Regions from separate parts of the Homo sapiens genome. Here region 2 is linked to region 1. A link is a loop called in an ENCODE intact Hi-C map of the cell type or tissue named here. Cell type or tissue: sigmoid colon. All regions are shown on one strand. Links, peaks and the distances in the headings refer to the core of each region. The heading gives the core; the rest is flanking DNA. Region 1 holds the start of SMIM32 (small integral membrane protein 32). Region 2 overlaps SLC25A48 (solute carrier family 25 member 48).

The links. A loop is a pair of places that touch in the nucleus more often than their neighbours do. Peaks named below come from ENCODE experiments on the same cell type or tissue, not always from the same donor. Only the 100,000 strongest peaks of a DNase experiment are listed, where the experiment ranks them.
Region 2: a loop joins it to region 1, with 3 times the contacts of the local background. A loop is called at or near these places in 8 of 110 quality-filtered maps.

What each region holds. Positions count from the first base shown.
Region 1 is chr5:136,192,950-136,201,272 of GRCh38, reverse strand. It overlaps SMIM32 (small integral membrane protein 32), which reads left to right and starts at 8,111. Exons shown (of 1, transcript NM_001350994.2): 1 at 8,111-8,323. RefSeq lists enhancers at 7,640-8,157, 8,314-8,323. In sigmoid colon, for the core only: no CTCF peak of the experiment used is centred there; a DNase peak (open chromatin) is centred at 4,922; H3K4me3 peaks cover 542 bases; H3K27me3 peaks cover 1,170 bases.
Region 2 is chr5:135,873,322-135,881,644 of GRCh38, reverse strand. SLC25A48 (solute carrier family 25 member 48) reads right to left here. Exons shown (of 8, transcript NM_001349336.2): 6 at 7,491-7,624; 7 at 1,548-1,677. The coding sequence ends at 1,555. Among named protein-coding and RNA genes, the nearest start is that of IL9, 18 kb to the left of the region's middle. RefSeq lists an enhancer at 3,586-4,087. In sigmoid colon, for the core only: no CTCF peak of the experiment used is centred there; a DNase peak (open chromatin) is centred at 643.

The sequences.
Region 1 (8,323 bases), core at 247-8,246:
CCAAATGTATATGCCCATTTGCAGCTCCAAATGCTAGGTTCAAATCTTTGGGGTTGGGGGGCAAAACTTGAATTTTTAAAAGCATGCCAAGTAATTCTGAAGGGGTTGGGAGAGAATTCCCATGAAAAGAAATCAAGACCAGTCCCTGGAGGACTGCTGTCCCCAGCCCTTCAGCTCCCATTGGGGAGCTGTGGGTGAGGCTGCTTTTCTCGCCTGGATGGGTGAATTCAAGGGTGGGAGGGCCAAGGCTGGATGGCGGCTTTTCATATCTTAAAATGCCCTGAGCAACCTCGAGTATCTTCTTGTTTTCCCTGTTTGGTTCCAGCTAAGATGTTGAGACCATCCACTTACTAGTGAAGCCCAGCACCACTTCTGGGAGGAGTGTCATCTTAAAGGCTTTCTCCAAGAAGGGGCCAGATGACTCCAAGCCATCCAGTCTACTTCTCCCATCCACAGGCAGCTCAAAAGCAGCCTCCTAGTGGGAGGGGGTGGGAGAAGCCCCTTCCCCAGCAGAACTGGGGTACAGAGTACCCCATATGCCTCCCCAAAGGAAGGCTTCAGGATGGAGACAACCTCATGTCTGACCTGGGAGCCTGAGAGGAGCATGTTGAATTTCTATTGCCTCAGCATAAAATGGCAATGCTAATGTAGTTTCCAATTTAGGTTTTAAAATGCCACTTTAAAGGACAGCTTCAGTTCTCTCACTTAAAACTTTTTAAAAATAATCACATTTCCTCATGAATCAGGACATGTGCATATTTGTCCCTTCTTCCCCATCAAGGACTCACAGAGCATAAGGCATCCTCTTCCACAGACTTTAGATGACCACTGTGCACCTCTTCTTTGGACAGGGGGCTTTCTCTGCCCCAACCCCACATCCATAGCCCCTTCTGCCTGGGTCCACTGAGCAACCAGTGACACTTCTGCCACACTGCGTGAGAGACTTGCTGCCCAGTGACAGAGGGGGAGGGAGGACTGGGAAAGAAATAAGAGCTGCCCAGGCAGCAGCCAAGGGCAACGTTTGAAGCAGGGGGTGCTTGGTTGTAGCGAGGGACTTATCCAGACAAGAGAATGGAGATCCCTCGTAGTTTTATCAAAAAGAAACCAGGTAGTTGGGTTTTCTTTTAGAACTTTGGGAGGAAAAGAAAACATAATTTCACACCCTGAAGAAATATGTGCCTGAATTTTGTAAACTTGGATTTTCTTCCTCTTCCTAATTAAGGGTAGAAGTCCTCCCTACCCTTTCAGTGCATGTGGGGGGCAGGGATGGGCATAAAGAGTGAACGTTGTCCAAAGGATGTCTCTCCTATCCCAGGCTCCCATTAATCTGGGAAGCAACCTCAGGATTTGTGCCCAGGAAGACAGAGCCCCTCATAGGAAAGAGCTTTCTCTAGAGAACTGGATTTGTAGGGTTGACCTGGTGTTTGGGGAGGGATGGGGTGAGTAGGAGGGGGTGCCTGTCTTTGCAGGGCCAGGAGTAATCCCCTGAGAGGGAAGTCAGGCTTCTAGCTGCCCACCTAGGTCCCCAGCTCAGGAGCAGAATCTACAGGCAAAGAGCTCAAGCCTGCATGACCTGTTGCCGGCTCTCCTAGCCCCAGTCCTTCATGGGCTGGCCCAAACTGCTGACTCCTAAGAATGCAGAGAGCTAAAGCCTACACCTCCTGCTGCCCGCTCTCCCAGCTTCAGCCCGCCGCAGGCTGGCCCAGACCGCTGACTCCTGAGGATGCAGAGAGAAGGCAGGTTCCCAGTCCTAGAGCTTATTGCTGACTCAGACCAAGTCTTTCTAGCTGGTCCTGCCCTCAGCCATGGGTAGGGGTTACAAGTCAACGGGGCCATTCCCTGACCTCCCAACCGGCCTGCTCCTGAACCCTAGGAAGGTAGATCCCAATGGCCCTTCCCTGTCCTTCCTTTGTGGCCAAAAGCCAATCTGGATAGTTTTGTTTTGTTTTGTTTCATATTTTGAATCTTTGTCAGATTTTTAAACTTTTCAATTCATTTTGATTCCATTTTTCATTCTAAATAAATATTCACTTTAAAACCTAATTATTTGCTCTTTCTCAGAGAGATCCCCCAAGATGTAAAAGTTCCAGATTCCAAAAAACCTAGAACCACCCTTAAGGATGGACCACGAGGTGAGTGAAAGGCAAGAGGCTGCTATAGTCTCAGTGTCCAGCAATGGGGCTCTGAGCCTGGGCAGTAGCCAGCCCTGTGGAAATATTGATGGCAAGGAGAGGGAGAAGGCCCAGCAGAGACGACAGCCCAGGACACACGTGGGCCTGACATTGCTGACCACAGACATGAAGCTCTAGCCACAAGGGGGGGGTCTGCTTGACACCCTGGGCTCCCACTTCAGCCCAGACTCAGAGGCCTAACCCCAAGAATGAGGTTCACTCATTCACTCTTACCCTGGGAAGACTGAATATGAAGCACACAGTTAAGACCAACAGTAATCAGGTGAGGACTGCCTGGGTCTCTTCCACTAAAGAGAGGGCAAAAAGGCAGGGTTAGTTGGGACCAAAGGCTGGGAGAGGGGGCTTCCTCGGAGGGCTGAGTCTTGCTGGGACTTCAACCCTGGCACCCGCCCCTTCCTCTAGGATCTGACAGCCTTTTGCAAAGGCTCACCAGCCCCAACCTCAGCAGAGGAAAGACGACTCCATGCTTGGCTAGCAAGGGCAACAGTGCCACCAGCTTCATATGTCCCACCTGGCAGGGGGCTCCTAACAGGTGAGGTTTGCTTAGGAATTCCTTACGGCCTGACTGAGACACTTTCAGCTTGAGGCTCTTCTTACCGAATCCTTTCTTCCCTCTCTCCTCTCAGGGGTCAGAGCAGTACTGTGACCTGAAGCTCTCCCTGCTGCCTCTTCTTCGTGCCCCTTTTTTACCCATCACAGCTATTTCCCCTAATACATCTTCTGCATGTGCTTCTTGGAGGACCTGAGATGACACTGAGCCAGACTGAATTTTTCTTCTTGCCATAATCAGAATAATTAAATAAGATTAAAAGACAGAAACTTTGTCGTTGTGTGATTCATGATGTTTAATGCTGTGCCCATGCACTACTTAAAGTAATATGGCATCCCACTTGAAGTATTCTTGCCAAATTTTAGAAAATGCAATCCTAGACAAAATCAAACTTTTTCTGATGGAGTTCTTTTGCCCTGGCCTCACTACCAAGTCCCAGACCTTTTCATGAAGCAGTCCTGCATCAGTGCCACAGATGAGTCGGGGCCTCTGAAGTGACTAAACACACCTGCTCCCTGCCTTGCTACCTGTCTCCATTTCTGGGACTAAGGCACTCTTTCTGGCTCCCAGTCTCTCCATAAGTATAACCACAAAGGCCAGGCACCCTATCCTGGAAGCCTAGGGACAGGGACGTGAGGATGTTAGCCAGACCACCAGGGGCCCCTGAGCCTGGCAACTGATCCCAAACAACAGTCCTGTTCCCAGTCTTTGGCCATATACTGGCTCTATCCCAGCTTTAGCCTCCTTGCCAGTACTTGGCCAGAGTGATGGCTCATCCCTTAGCATGCAGTGACCCCACCGTGACCCCATCCAACACACCTAGTTGAGCCCAGGCAGCAGGAGGAATGTGGTTTCACCACCATGCAAACCTCTGCCTTTCCCAGAGAAAGCAAGATGATTGGGTCCAGGGGGTGACTATCAGTCTATCAATCCCAGGATCCTGCAAGCCTTGGGTCGCCATAACCTGCTTGGCTTGAGGTTATACCACTAAAGGGACCTGGAGAGGCAGATGAGGTCACATGTCATTGGGACCATAGAAAAAAATGTTGAGGTGCTAACCAATGAGTGGTGAGACCTGATTCAAAAATAAATGGCACAACATTCACCAGCCTGGTGAATCTTGAAACTGACTCCATCCCATCATCTGATCTGACCAGAGACCAGCAAGCTGACAGGACCACGGGACAGAACTGGAGACACCCTTTCTGGGATAGGAGACAAAGCCCTTTCAGAGCTCTCTCCTTGCAGAATCATTTCTCCCTCACACCCCATCGTCTCTCCAGTTACCCCACTCCACTAACCAAACTGCAGCCATTTTGAAAGCCCTGGCAAGACCATTCTCCAAGCCTCCTACAGGTTATTCTCATTAGGAAAGCTGCTTCATTCCAGAGTCTGGGCTTGGGCTACTTGCTATTTACTTCTTAAAATGGTTATTGTAGGCTGGGCATGGTGGCTCACACCTGTAATCCTAGCACTTATAGAGGCGGAGGCAGGCGAATCACCTGAGGTCAGGAGTTCAAGACCAGCCTGACAAATATGGTGAAACCCCATCTCTACTAAAAATACAAAAAAATTAGCTGGGTATGGTGGCTGGTGCCTGTAATCCCGGCTACTTGGGAGGCTGAGGCAGGAGAATTGCTTTGAACCCGGGAGGCGAAGGTTGCAGTGAGCCGAGATCGTGCCACTGCACTCTAGCCTGGGCGACAGAGCGGGACTCCATCTCCAAAAAACAAAAAATGGTCATTCTAAAATGTAACCTTAAAGTCACCAACCACTATGGTTGCCAAAGTCATCTAAAACGAGCAAACAGAAAGCCACTAACAGGGGCAATGATTTAAAAAACAAACAAAACAGTTTTGCAAGCAAGGGCATCATCAGCATTCACAGAGGAAGTGGCCATCCCATTCTCCAGCAGACTAACACCCACACAGGGAAAACCCACACCAGCCAATCTTCAATTGTCTGAACTCCAATCTTCAGACAGCAATTTTTCACCTTTGATCTTCACCCCCAGCTTCTGCGTGACGCTGAGTAGTTTAATAATAATTCCCTTGGCGTGTGGAAGAAACAGAAATAGCTCCACCAGGCACCACAGGCCTGCGCAGCACAGTTTATGAAATCCTGGGGCTCTAATGCTCCCAGTCTCCTAAGTTTCCATTAAACAGCTGCCAAATGGCTCTCGCTGGCAGGAAAGGCACCCTTGCCTCGCCTCCCTTGGTTTCTCCGCAGACAGGTCAGGAGGGAAGAAACATGTGTCACTCAACAACTACGTAATGGGAAAGAGGTTGCCCTGAGGTCCCCCCCTGTGACCTCTGCCTGTCAAAGCCAACCTCTAAGCCCCTTTTTATAATCTTTTCCAAAGACTTAAATGTATGGGTACACAAAGCTCCCTTAATGGAAGGTCGCTCTGGCTTGTATAAAGAGCTGTGTAAACTTCATCTCTGCATTTACTCAGTACCAGCCTTGTTTAATTTCCTGCCCGGGGATGTGCAGGGAACGTGACTGCCCTCTCAGGGCCCTGAACATCTTTCAGAAAAGAAACAGTACCCTCCCTACTTCAGGGCCCCCCAAAAAGCAAGACACCTCCTCCAACTGTACTAAAAGGGAAGGCAGTTTGACCACATGCTCTCTGTTGAGTTTCTCTTTAGAAAAGGCAGCTTCAGACTGAGTGGACAAGCACAGACCACAGCTGGAGGGTCCCCTACACCATAACCAGCTATGTGATCTTGGCAAGTGACACCACTTCCTGGGGTTCTGGCTTTCTCCTTTAGAAAATGAGGGGATAGATGTGCCTATCACAGGTTGCTGTGCGGAGAAAGATGAATGCTAAGCCCCCGCCTAGTGCTCAGCTTGTGGTAAGAGGGCCAGGAATGGTAGCTACTAGAATCATTCTGCCATGGCAGAAGGTTCATTATAGTGGCTAAGTGCATGGACTCTGGAGCCCCACTTCCCACATCCGAGCTCCAGCTTCTTCATTCACAGGTGGGAGACCTTGCATGTGTCATTTCTATAAAATGCCGCATGGGAACAGCAGCAGCTGTGGGGAAGGAATGAGCAGTGTTGGGGACATCAGGTTCAAAGATTTCCCTGCCCACCACCACTACCATCCCTGTTTCACCACCATCCCCGTCCTGCCACTATGACCAGCGAAGCTGCAGAGACCTTCCATCCACACCAAACCCTTTGCAGACACCCTGCTCCACACCATTTCCTGGATAATCACAGCCTGTTTCCAGAGGAGGACCAGAAAACACTTATTTACCATTGCCCCTCATTTTATAGCCCAAAAGGCTGAGGCCTGCCCCAGATTCCACTTACAGCCTCCCAAATGAGCTGCCTTGTGTCAGTAAGCCCCCCTCCTGGGTTCATACCTGGGGTTATGGTGGACCTGAGAGAAAGTGGGGGAGGTAGGCCATGCCACTTCCCATATAGATCCCAGGAGGAAATTCCAGGCCAAATCCCAAACTGAGCTACCCAAGTCCCGCATTCATGCCTTCCCAGGACCCAGGAAGTTACTGACAGCAGGAGCGTCACCTCCATCCCAACCCCCTCCATCCAACTCATGAGCTGAGTCTCCCCCTGGCTGAAAGTCCTGGTGAGGAGGCCTGTTCTGGCTTCACATAATGTTCTCTAGCGTGCTGCTGGCCGAGAAAAATGCTGTCTGAAACAGGTCAGGTCTTCAGAGAAAGGGACTCCCCCCATCTCCTGAGTGGCCCACTGCCACTGCTGCTGCTATATCACTGATACATGGTGGCTGTCCTGTGCTAACACGGATAAGCCCTGGCCCCTCTCAGAGCCAACTCTGCCATCTGGAAAATGAGGCATTGATGGCAGCCATGTGGAGGGGCTCAGCATCCTGCACCCTGGAAGCAGACCAGGCAGCCCTCTAGGACCAAGGGGGGCTCTGTCTGGGATGGTGATTGGTAGATGGGGCAGTGCTGAATACTGTCAAGCCCTGCTAAAACCCCCACAGGTCCATCTATGGGACTAAGTGAAAAACACCCAAGAGGGCATTTTTGTACCTCATTTGGCAAACACTGTAGAGTCAGGACTTGGAACCACAGTTTCAACTTCGACAAAGAGCTCACGGAGGTGATTCTGCCGGGCTGAGCAGGGATTTGTGGGTATGAGCTCTGGCCAAGGTCTGCCTTGCACACCCTGATTGTTCTTGTTATGCTGGTGGCCAGGCATGAGGTGCAGTGGGAAGAGAGAATAACTAACTCATCTTTCTACTGGCTCTCTCAGCCAATGTCACCAAGCTCTCCCCATGTATTGCACCCCTGAATGGGAGATGAGGAAAAGAGGAGAAAGACATGGATGTGAACTTGGTTGACCCTTTGAGGGTCTCTGACAAATGAGCAGACAACAGGGCTGGGACTAGGGTGAGGGGTGAGGCATCTAGGGGCAAAACTGAAGGAGACACCTACTCCCAACCCTGCACTTGCAGACTCTGAGAGCGAGTGTCTCATTCAGTATTGTGCTCTAGACTTCTCACCCACCTCCCCCTAATTCTGGCCCTGAAAGAAAATGACAGGCCAGAGGTGAGGGGTGGGTGCTTGTTGAGAAGTGCAGGGGCTGTGGTGGTCCAGGGTGGTTGTTCCCACTCTAGTCTGGGGGTCCTGGAAGACTTTGCAGAGGAAGTGAGCAGTTCAGACTCCTGGGAAAGGAGACACCTCCCCACTCAATCCAACTGATTGCACACCTCTGTCCTGGCCACCTCGCCTTTCCAGACCTGCCAAGGGCAGGGGGGCAACTGCCAGCGCCATGTCCTCCTTTTGCCCCTCTGTGCCCAGGCAGAATAGGCAAAAGGGAGCTGAACATTCTTGCACACGGTGCGGGATGCACACAGACCGGCAGGACGCAGCCGGAGAGGACACGGGGCCCACAGAATCAGTCCTGGCTTGAACATGCTTGTCTGGGAGCGCGTCTGCACACCCTTGGAGGTGGTGTGCCCGGCCTGCGCTACCCAGCAGCCAGTGGGCACTCGGAACAAACCAGGCCATGCCTGGAGGGAGCCTGTCAAGGAGGATAATGAACGCAGGTGTGCACGCTCAGCTGAGCTTTGTCTCTGAGTTGGTTTGCTTACCTCAACGGTTTGTCCCTGTTTGGCGTGTGGCTCTGTTCATAGGTCTGTAACTGTGTCTTTGCCCGTCAGTCTTCCTGTGACCCTGTGCTTTTCTCTCTTTCTCTCTCTCTCTCTGTCCCTGTCTCTGTCCCTCTGTCCCTGAGTGATGTGAGGCCGGGCTGGGGGCAGTCGCAGCCGCGTCCTCTCTTGCCCTCATTGGTTCGCAGCCGCTCCCCCGGGCAGCCGCCGCCAGTCCCGCCCCTCCCCCGAACCCCCGCCCGGGACACGAGCGCGCTCAGAGCCGCCAGAAAGCTCAGTCTCCTGCTCAAAACAGGAGCGCAGCAGCCGGAGGGAGTGGGGACAAGCTCGCTGAACACTGGGCGTCTCGACAGGGACCAGAGCCTGCAGGACTGTTCCGAGACGCTGCGGTGGCGGCGGCGCCGGAGGACGCGGAGGACTCCCTGGCCACCCGCCCTCCGTGCGCTCTGCCACCGGGCGCTCAGCAGAGACCCCGGG
Region 2 (8,323 bases), core at 293-8,292, 320 kb after region 1:
CAATATCTGAGCACAGCTTTAAGAATAAGATGAATTCCTTCCCTATCCTGGATGCCACCCAAATGCAGTAATTCTTCACTCAAGATGTTTAATTATGTAAACTGTGTTGCTACCCTTTTCCTTTTATAAGAAAGGGCAAATAGCCAGAGAAGCTGTGAATGTTGCCACTTTAGCAAAAAGTGGAGAGCATTTTATTTGAAGCCAGCTTCTGGGGCTTGTCCTGGGCTGACTACAGTCTGCCTGATTGGTCAGGCCCCCTCCCTTTGTCCAGGTTCTGGCACCACCCGTGCACCCTGGCAGGGCTCTGCCGTCCCGAGAATGCCCCTGCCAGCTCACGGGGGAGGCAGCAGTGAGGTTTTATAGACAAAGATCATCCTTCCCAGGAGAATTTGTGCTAACCAAGACTGATGTCAAATGGCTTCTTGGTTGACTAGAAAGTTCAGTCCACACTTACTTTGTCTTCTGAGCTTTGCAGGTAGCCGGTATGGGGCCAGACAATGAGGAAGAAAAAACACAGGGAGGAAGAGGAGGCCTGAGGGCATATGGGGGTTGGTCATCCACCCATCCGATGACACTGCTGAGTGGCCCTTTGTGTGCTGGGCTCTGTGCCAGGCACCATTAGTGCAAAGGTAGGGACAGCGCAGCAGCCCCACCTGGGGAGTGAGGGTGTCCTCTGGCATTTAGGATGCAGTGTGGGTGGGGGTGGGGGATGGTCTGCAGAAGGCGCGACTCACCCTAGCTGAGAAAGCAAGCCGGCATCCTGGAGGAGGAGACTTCTACAGCCTGGATGGCAAAGAGCTGGTGAAGCCAAGGACAAGTAGGAAAGGAGCGAGAAGAGGATGTCAGGCAGAGGGGACAGCCTGAGCAAAGACCTAGGGGTGAGAGAGACGGCGGGACATTCAGAACAGTGGTGAGGAGTGAGGCTGGCGGAAGCAGGGTGAAGGCTTTATCTAGAGGGCAATGGGGAGCCAAGGAGGGCATGTGAGCACAGGAGTCAGACTGCTGTCTTTAGAAGAGTCCTCAGGCTACAGTGATCTTTCTGCAATGAGAAAGAAAAAGAGGGTATGGGAGGCAAAGAATGGTGGCAGAGACCTGTCCTCTAGGGCTCTGGCAGCCTGTGGGTGGCTCTCAGAGTCAGGCTGTGCAGTTCAGTAGGGAGGTGGGGAGACGGTGCCCCCTGCAGGTACCCTGGTTGCAGTCCTCACTTGTGAGCCTGGGTCACTTGCATCTGCACAGTGAAGGTAAAAGTACTTCTCTGAAAGGGCTGTTGAAGCTGCTGGAAGGGGAAACGGAGAGGCGAGCTGTCTGGAAACAGGTATATTCTGTGCCAGACTTGGTCCCTGGGGACCCAGCACACCACCAGTCACTGGTGGGCATTTCTGAACTGCTGTTTGGTGACGAAAAGGGTGGCAGCCCCAGCCTACCACAGATTAGATATGTGACAAACAACAGGACATTTCAGAAGGCCACAACATTCTCATGATAAAAAAAAAAAAAAGTTTCAAGTTCCTGGGAGGCACAATTGGCCAGGATGGAAGCACACTGACCTGGCGCTTATGGGCTCGTCACTGCGTGGTCCCCGCGGATAGCCTGCAGCGACAGCTCGTACCCAAGGAACATGGCCGCACTCATGGGGAAGCCCCGCACCGCGTTCACAGTGATGCCTCTGAAAAACACCTTTGCACAGGGGCCAGGTTATTGCAGGGGACTGACCCACACTCTCTGCAGGGCCACCAAGGAGGGGCAGAGAATAGCTAGTGGTGCTGCCTACCCAGGCCCGGTCCCCCACCAGAGCCCAAAGGACCTGTGCAGGCAGAGACCACACAGGGAAGTCCCAGTCATGCCCTGCCCTGACCCGCGTCATGCCTGGTGGTGCTTTTCCTCCCAGACCCTGATACACATGCACTAAATACTATAGGTAAGCTGTTGGGCCAGGCAAACACCTACATATGCTTTTTAAATTGCCCTCTCTCTCCCTCTCTTTCTTCTTCTCTCACATGTACACACACACACACACACACACACACACACACTCTCTCTCTCTCTCTCTCTCTCTCTCTCCTCGGGAATCTAGAAGCCCTGAGTAGACAGAGCACCCAGCCATGCCCAATCCCTGTAGCAGGGGCTTCACAGGACATCCCAAAAGTGGCAGAGAACAGAACTCGAGCTGTGCTTAAGACTCTGCAGACATGGGGTTGAGGCACGGCTTTGCCATTGAGTCACTTGGGCCAATGGCAAACTCTCTAGAACTCAATTTTCCCGACTGTAAGGGGCGGGTAATAATAGAATTGACCTGATAAGAATGTTGGAGGGACTAAATGAGATGAGGCTTTTCAGGCACTTGCACGGTGCCTGGCATACAGTACAAGCATGTATTAACTGCTGATTATCATCATCACCCTCCTTGTTCTTATCAATAGTCTATCACCTAATAGGGAGTAGGACTCAACCTCCATCACTAGGATGCATGCTCAGGAAGAATGGCCTGTGCTGATGAGCTGATGAACTCCGCCTTTGCTACTCCATGACACCTGTATTTGTCTTCCATCCCTAGGGAGTATTATGTGATGCTTCCCAAACACTGCCTATGATCTTCCTTTCCTCCCTCAATCTTCTTGCTTGGTGTTGTGTGTCGGCTCATAAATGTGATGGGATTCCAACTCTCAAGCAGTTATAACCCATTAGCAGAGACAAGGCCCCTTCAGGAACAATGACAACATGACCCAGAAAATGATGAGAGCAGATAAAAGCTTTGGAGAGGGGGATTGTGGGGAGGAGCTGGCCTTTAATGCATCCTCTGGTAAGAAACGACCACCTAAAAGCAAGTTCCCACACAAACGTAAATGACTTGAGAACTGTCAGGCACAGATAGAAACCTACTCTGATTCCTGTATAATTTTCTAAGTTTAAGAAACAGAAGTGGTCATTTTGTAAAGGTAGAAACCAACCCTTTTCATTTCCCCAGTTTCCTCAGTCTCTGGGCACTGTGGTATCAGAGTTGGTGCAGGCCTCTGTCACTGGCTAGGATATCAGGTGGCCTTCCTTCAGGAGAGGTGCCAGCACCTCACAGCAGCCTCCAGGGTGCAACATGTCCCTGGGAAAGGGGCTGATGGACAAGGATCCCTAGAGATGAACAAGTGGCTCAGCCAAGCCCTCGAGCTGTTCAGTCAGGGTGTAAGTGAGATCCTGGTAATATTAACACTCTTCTCTAATGTCTAACCTTTCTGGAATTCCACAGGCTCATCCAGAGTGACTGAATAACAGCCAGGAACTGGGTCAAACTCTGAGAGGAAAATTCCATGCCGGTGCCCACAGAGGTTCCCCTGTGGGTCTGGGCTTGGCTCTGCTCTGCAAGGCGGAGGCAGCCAGGGCCCAGCTTGGAGTGTGAGCCTTCTGTCCCACAGCCCCGGGCCCTGCAGGAGCTGTGGGCCACTTCAGACCAGCAGACAGCTCACCCTCCAGCAGCTGTGGCCTGCTCTGCTGCAGAGCCCACAGAAGGCAAACAAAATGCAGACCTGCCAGCTTTTACCCAGAGCTTTCAGAGCATATGACCTCCAGACCGAGTCCCCCCTCACTCCCACCCTACAAAGCCTCAATGTCTCCCTATGGCCTAGGGTCACTCTTTCCTGGCTTGCAACGACCCACATGCTCTCCCTTGCACTTTCTCTGGACGGCCTCTCACAGCTGACACTCTGGGAAGGTTAACAGCCTGTCATTCCCTTAAGGGGCCAGCCTTTTTCCTCCACTGGGCCTCTTCTGGTCCCCTCTGCCTGGAGTGCTTCCCAGGCCTGGCTTGCAGCCTGGCAGTGTCCCCATGGCCACCCCCAGGTGGATGATGGCCCCTCACCTTCTGTGCACTTGGTATCTCCCCATCACAGCACTCCTCACACTGTTCTCCAAGTGTCACTGACTTATCTGTCAGGAAGGACAGATAACAGAGGTGGGGGTGGGATTAGCAATCACAATCAGGGCAGTGAATGCAGGGCTGTGTGGATGGTTTGCCTCTGAGACCCCAGCACCTGCGAGCGCTTCGCCCAGAGTAGACCTTCCATAAACACATTAATTGAATCAGTGAATGGATGGATGGATGAGTAAATGAATGAATGAATAAATGAATTTTGGACGTGACAAAGGAAGAGCGTCTGAACTGAAAGAGTCCTGGTGCCTGCAGTTCAGGTTTCCTGGAGTGACAGGAAGGCTCCAGATTCCCCAGGGACAGCAACCCAGGGCAGCTGGCCCTGGTGCCTCCAGAAGCTGTCTACCTACAAATGCCCCCTCTGTCTGCCATTCAGCCTCATCTCACTGCCACAGCCCCTCCACAGCAGCTGCTTCCTTGGAGCCAAGATTACCAAGGTGCTCACCAGCCTGGTTATTTCAGATGGCAACTCTCCAAGTCAGAGCTATGGTCCATGTAGCCCAAGACGACCCTAACAGTGGGCAGAGAATGGCTCCAAAACTACCAGACTTTCCTTCTGTTTCTACTTGGGGATGCCTCGACAAGTCCATGGACTTTTGATTTTCCCCACCACAAAGGCTGCACCACTGATCATTCCTAAGTTGGTTACAAAGAGCTACTCAAATTGGTCACCATCGTCATTATTAATGCCTTTCTAACTCTTTCCTGTCACAAACTTCTTCCTCCATAGCAAGGTGAGAACAGATTGGAATGATGATGGGCTTTGGGCCTTGCACTCTATCTCTGCGAGCCACAGTCAAGAATGCTTGGGGAGGGGTGCTCCATTCAGCCAGAGCCCAAGCCAACTGGGAACTGGAGCCACCCCTGGGGCACTGGAGGAATCCTCTCTACCTTCTCCTGCTGCGGCTGCCAGAAAACTGCCTTTGAGACAACCTGATTGTTTTAGATGGTGTGATTATTTTTGTTTATGTTACTATTTATGTTCATAAGTAAACAGTCACATATACAAGCATACATAGATATGTACATACACATATATTCTTTTATACACTGTAAATGTTTTTGAAATGTATCACAAGAAACTTTACGGTAATTGCCTTTGAGCGAGGACAGGGACCACAGGCAGGGCATCGAGATAGTATATCCTCATGTAGTTTTGGAAGCTTCCTATGTTCATACATTACCAATTTTTGACTGATTAATACAAATTTTAAACAATTAACCTTGAACCGTCTGATCATGCAGTGGTTACTCAAGCTGAGTATTATTATCTTGACTTAAAACCTGTCTCTGAACCAACAGTGAGGACCAAACGCTATCGAGATTAAGAAACCAATCGTCTGACCTCAGCTGACTTCCAGGACTTCATTTTTTTAAAAGAGCACAGTAATTTTCAGAGGAAATAATATCAGCAATATATTTTGCCTCTACAGACTTTTTACGAATTATGACACATTAATATTTGGGGAAGTAGACAAAAACATCTCAAATAAAAATGAATCATCCACTTGAAACACTTTTATATCCCTCTATACTCATTGGCTGAATCACAAACTGTATTTCTGCTAAAAAAAAAAAAAAAAAAAAAAAAAAAAAAGAAGAAGAAAAAAAAGATACAAAAGACAATTGAGGCCGCACCAGGGCTGGGCTTCACCCTTCTGTCAGAGCAGCTCTTGTTAAAAATTTAAAAAAGGAATTTAAAATAATGAGAATAGGAAAGCTTTGAGTTTCTCCATCCTTAAAACATAAAGACAGAACTCAAGTTTCCTCCGTATCACATCTTCTTATACTAACCAGGGTCCAGCTTCTCCTCACATGCTATGATATCCTGCTCTTCATTCCCAGGGCACCACTAGGGTCTTGCTTAATGGGTAGTGACCAAAGGTGGATGCAACATTCCAGCTGCAATCTGGTCAGGGCAGAGGCCTCCACCTCCCTTATTCTACCCACTGTACTTCTATTAATGCAACCTTAGGACAGGTCTCACTGTTCGCTCACTGCCAACATTAGCTGATCAGAGAATGGGCTTTTTCTCTTTTGCTTACTGCTCTGTCCCCAGCTCCTAGAACTGTGCCTACCACATACTAGGTGCTCTAAAAATAAGCATTTGAAAACTAAAGCCCTTAGGCATTTTTCCCTAGAAGCCTTCATCAAATCGGATTGCCCCATCCTCTACAGAGATGATTGATCCATGATTGAATACTAAGGGCTGGACTTTACAGTGACTTCTGGTAGTTCTGTCTTTTAGTGTGGCCCTTTGATCTAGCTTTTGGATCTTGTCCCTCTCATGTGGCATGTTAGTTATTTACCTCAACACTGGGTCATCCAACTCTGGATCTTTCCCAAGTTGGGGGAGAGAGTAAAACAGGACGTCAGAAAACTTGCTGTAAGAGGCAGAGAAGGGGCAGTATAGAAATAGCTGTTGCCCGTGGTGGTGTGTGAGAAGCCCCTTGAGAGAGGTACAGGAGAAGCAAGCCAAGGACATGGATCCTGGGAATGGCAGCGGACTGCACTGGGCCTGGAAGGATGGGGCAGATTCATCTGGCAGGGCCTGGGGTGGGGCAGCCATGTGAGAAAAGACTCAGAGCTCCAGGGTAATACCGGTGCTAAAAAAATCAACACTGATAATACTAATGCAAATGAGAAATGGTTAACTCTTCCCTATGGGTTACATATTGAATGGAGTGCTTTTTGTATTAACCCACAAATGCCCCGCCCTTCATGGAAGGGATGATCATTCTGGGAGAAACTGAGGCCCTGAGACATGAAGCTGCTTGCTTGGATCCTGCCAGCTCACAGTAGCTACATCTGACTTTGAACCCATGTCTGCTGACTCTAAGAGCCACACCAAGAAAGCAAGGAGCCCGTGCAAGCAAGAGCCAGCAGGATAGTTCCTGCGGAGGGTGATGAATCTGTGTATTACCTTGGACACCAGACATGGAAGTCTGGTCTATCCTGGGGCAGCACCTTTTCAGGTGGTGGGAAGGGGTGTGTGTTAAGTTAAGCTCTTGAGCTGTAGGAAGAACAGAGGAGACACAGCCCAGGGAAACGTGTTGGAGGCTGCCTCCTCAGCCACGACCAGAGGTCTGGGGTCAGGGCTCAGGTGGGAGAGCAGAAGGCAGTTCACAGGGCCTGGAGCTGGTGAGATGAGCTGACTGAGGACAGGAAGGAGGCAAGGCAGCTCTGGCACTTCCCACTGGGAGGAGGAGTGGGGAAGGCACTGAGCCATGAGTGAGGAAGGGCTGCCCAACCTATCTTGATGAGAAGGCAAAATGCGGAGACAGACAGAAATGGACCAGGCCCAGGCGCCACCATGGACCAGCTGTGTGGCTGCGGCAGGTTACCAGCCCTCTCTGAACCTCTGTCAGGTCACATACCTATCTCCTCCACTGGCCATGTGAAAAGACCACCCAGGTGAAGTGCTTGACAAAGCACCCACTTGTGGCACCTGATACATAATCACCAGCAGCCCCCTGGTCTCCTGATTCCCTTCTCTATAGTCCCACATCCCCCTAAATGTGTGAACCACCTTCCAGGGACTGACACTGACCCCGCAGGCCTGCTGTGGGCTTACTTTAAGACCTTCCTTCTGGTAACTCTGGGAGATACAGTCCAGGACACCTTTATATTTGTTTAAATAAACCCCATCAGCTTGGAGTCGACTTTTCACGACATCCATAGGAGTCGCTGTCCCCCAAGAAATTGCTCCTGCAAAGAGAAAGAAACAGGTGTCAGGGGCTAGCTCCTTAGGATCTGGAGGGGCCTGGTTCCTTGCAGATTTCTACCATTTAGAGATTCATTAAGCTGGGAGAAGGGACAGAGCTCAGGCTTAGAACCTGCAAAGTTTGTTTCTGATTCTCCCTCGCCACTTGCTGTGAGACTTGGCAGAAGTTTCCTCCCTTCTCTAAGCCTTGGGCTTCTCATCTGTAAAATGGGATGGCAGTACCTATCTTTATGGGGCTGTTTTGAGGACCAAATGAATTGATGAACGTGAAGCATTGAGCAAGTGCCAGTCCACAGCCAGTGCTCGAGACGTGGCAGTATTTATTAGCAGTTTTTATTGGAGAAAGAGTAACAGGCTCCACAGGTACTTGGGAGCACCTTCCCAGGGCACCAGAAGAGAGCCCAGGGTGAGGCATGAGGCTGAAGGTTTGCAGCTCACTGAGGGCAGGATTTACTCTAAACACAGAGAAGCTAAACAAACACAGGCAGACAGGCTGCTCACAAAGGAAGGGCCAGCCTGGGGGTTGCAAAAAGAGAGCAGGGACAGCTTTTTGAAAAATCTCTTTTCTTTTTCAAGTATGTGGAATAGAAGCCTTGGGATCACATGCCACTAGGTCATCCTCATGGGATATGCTCAGGTAAGGAACTCTAGGAAAACAATGCCAGGTTATTATAGAAACACAG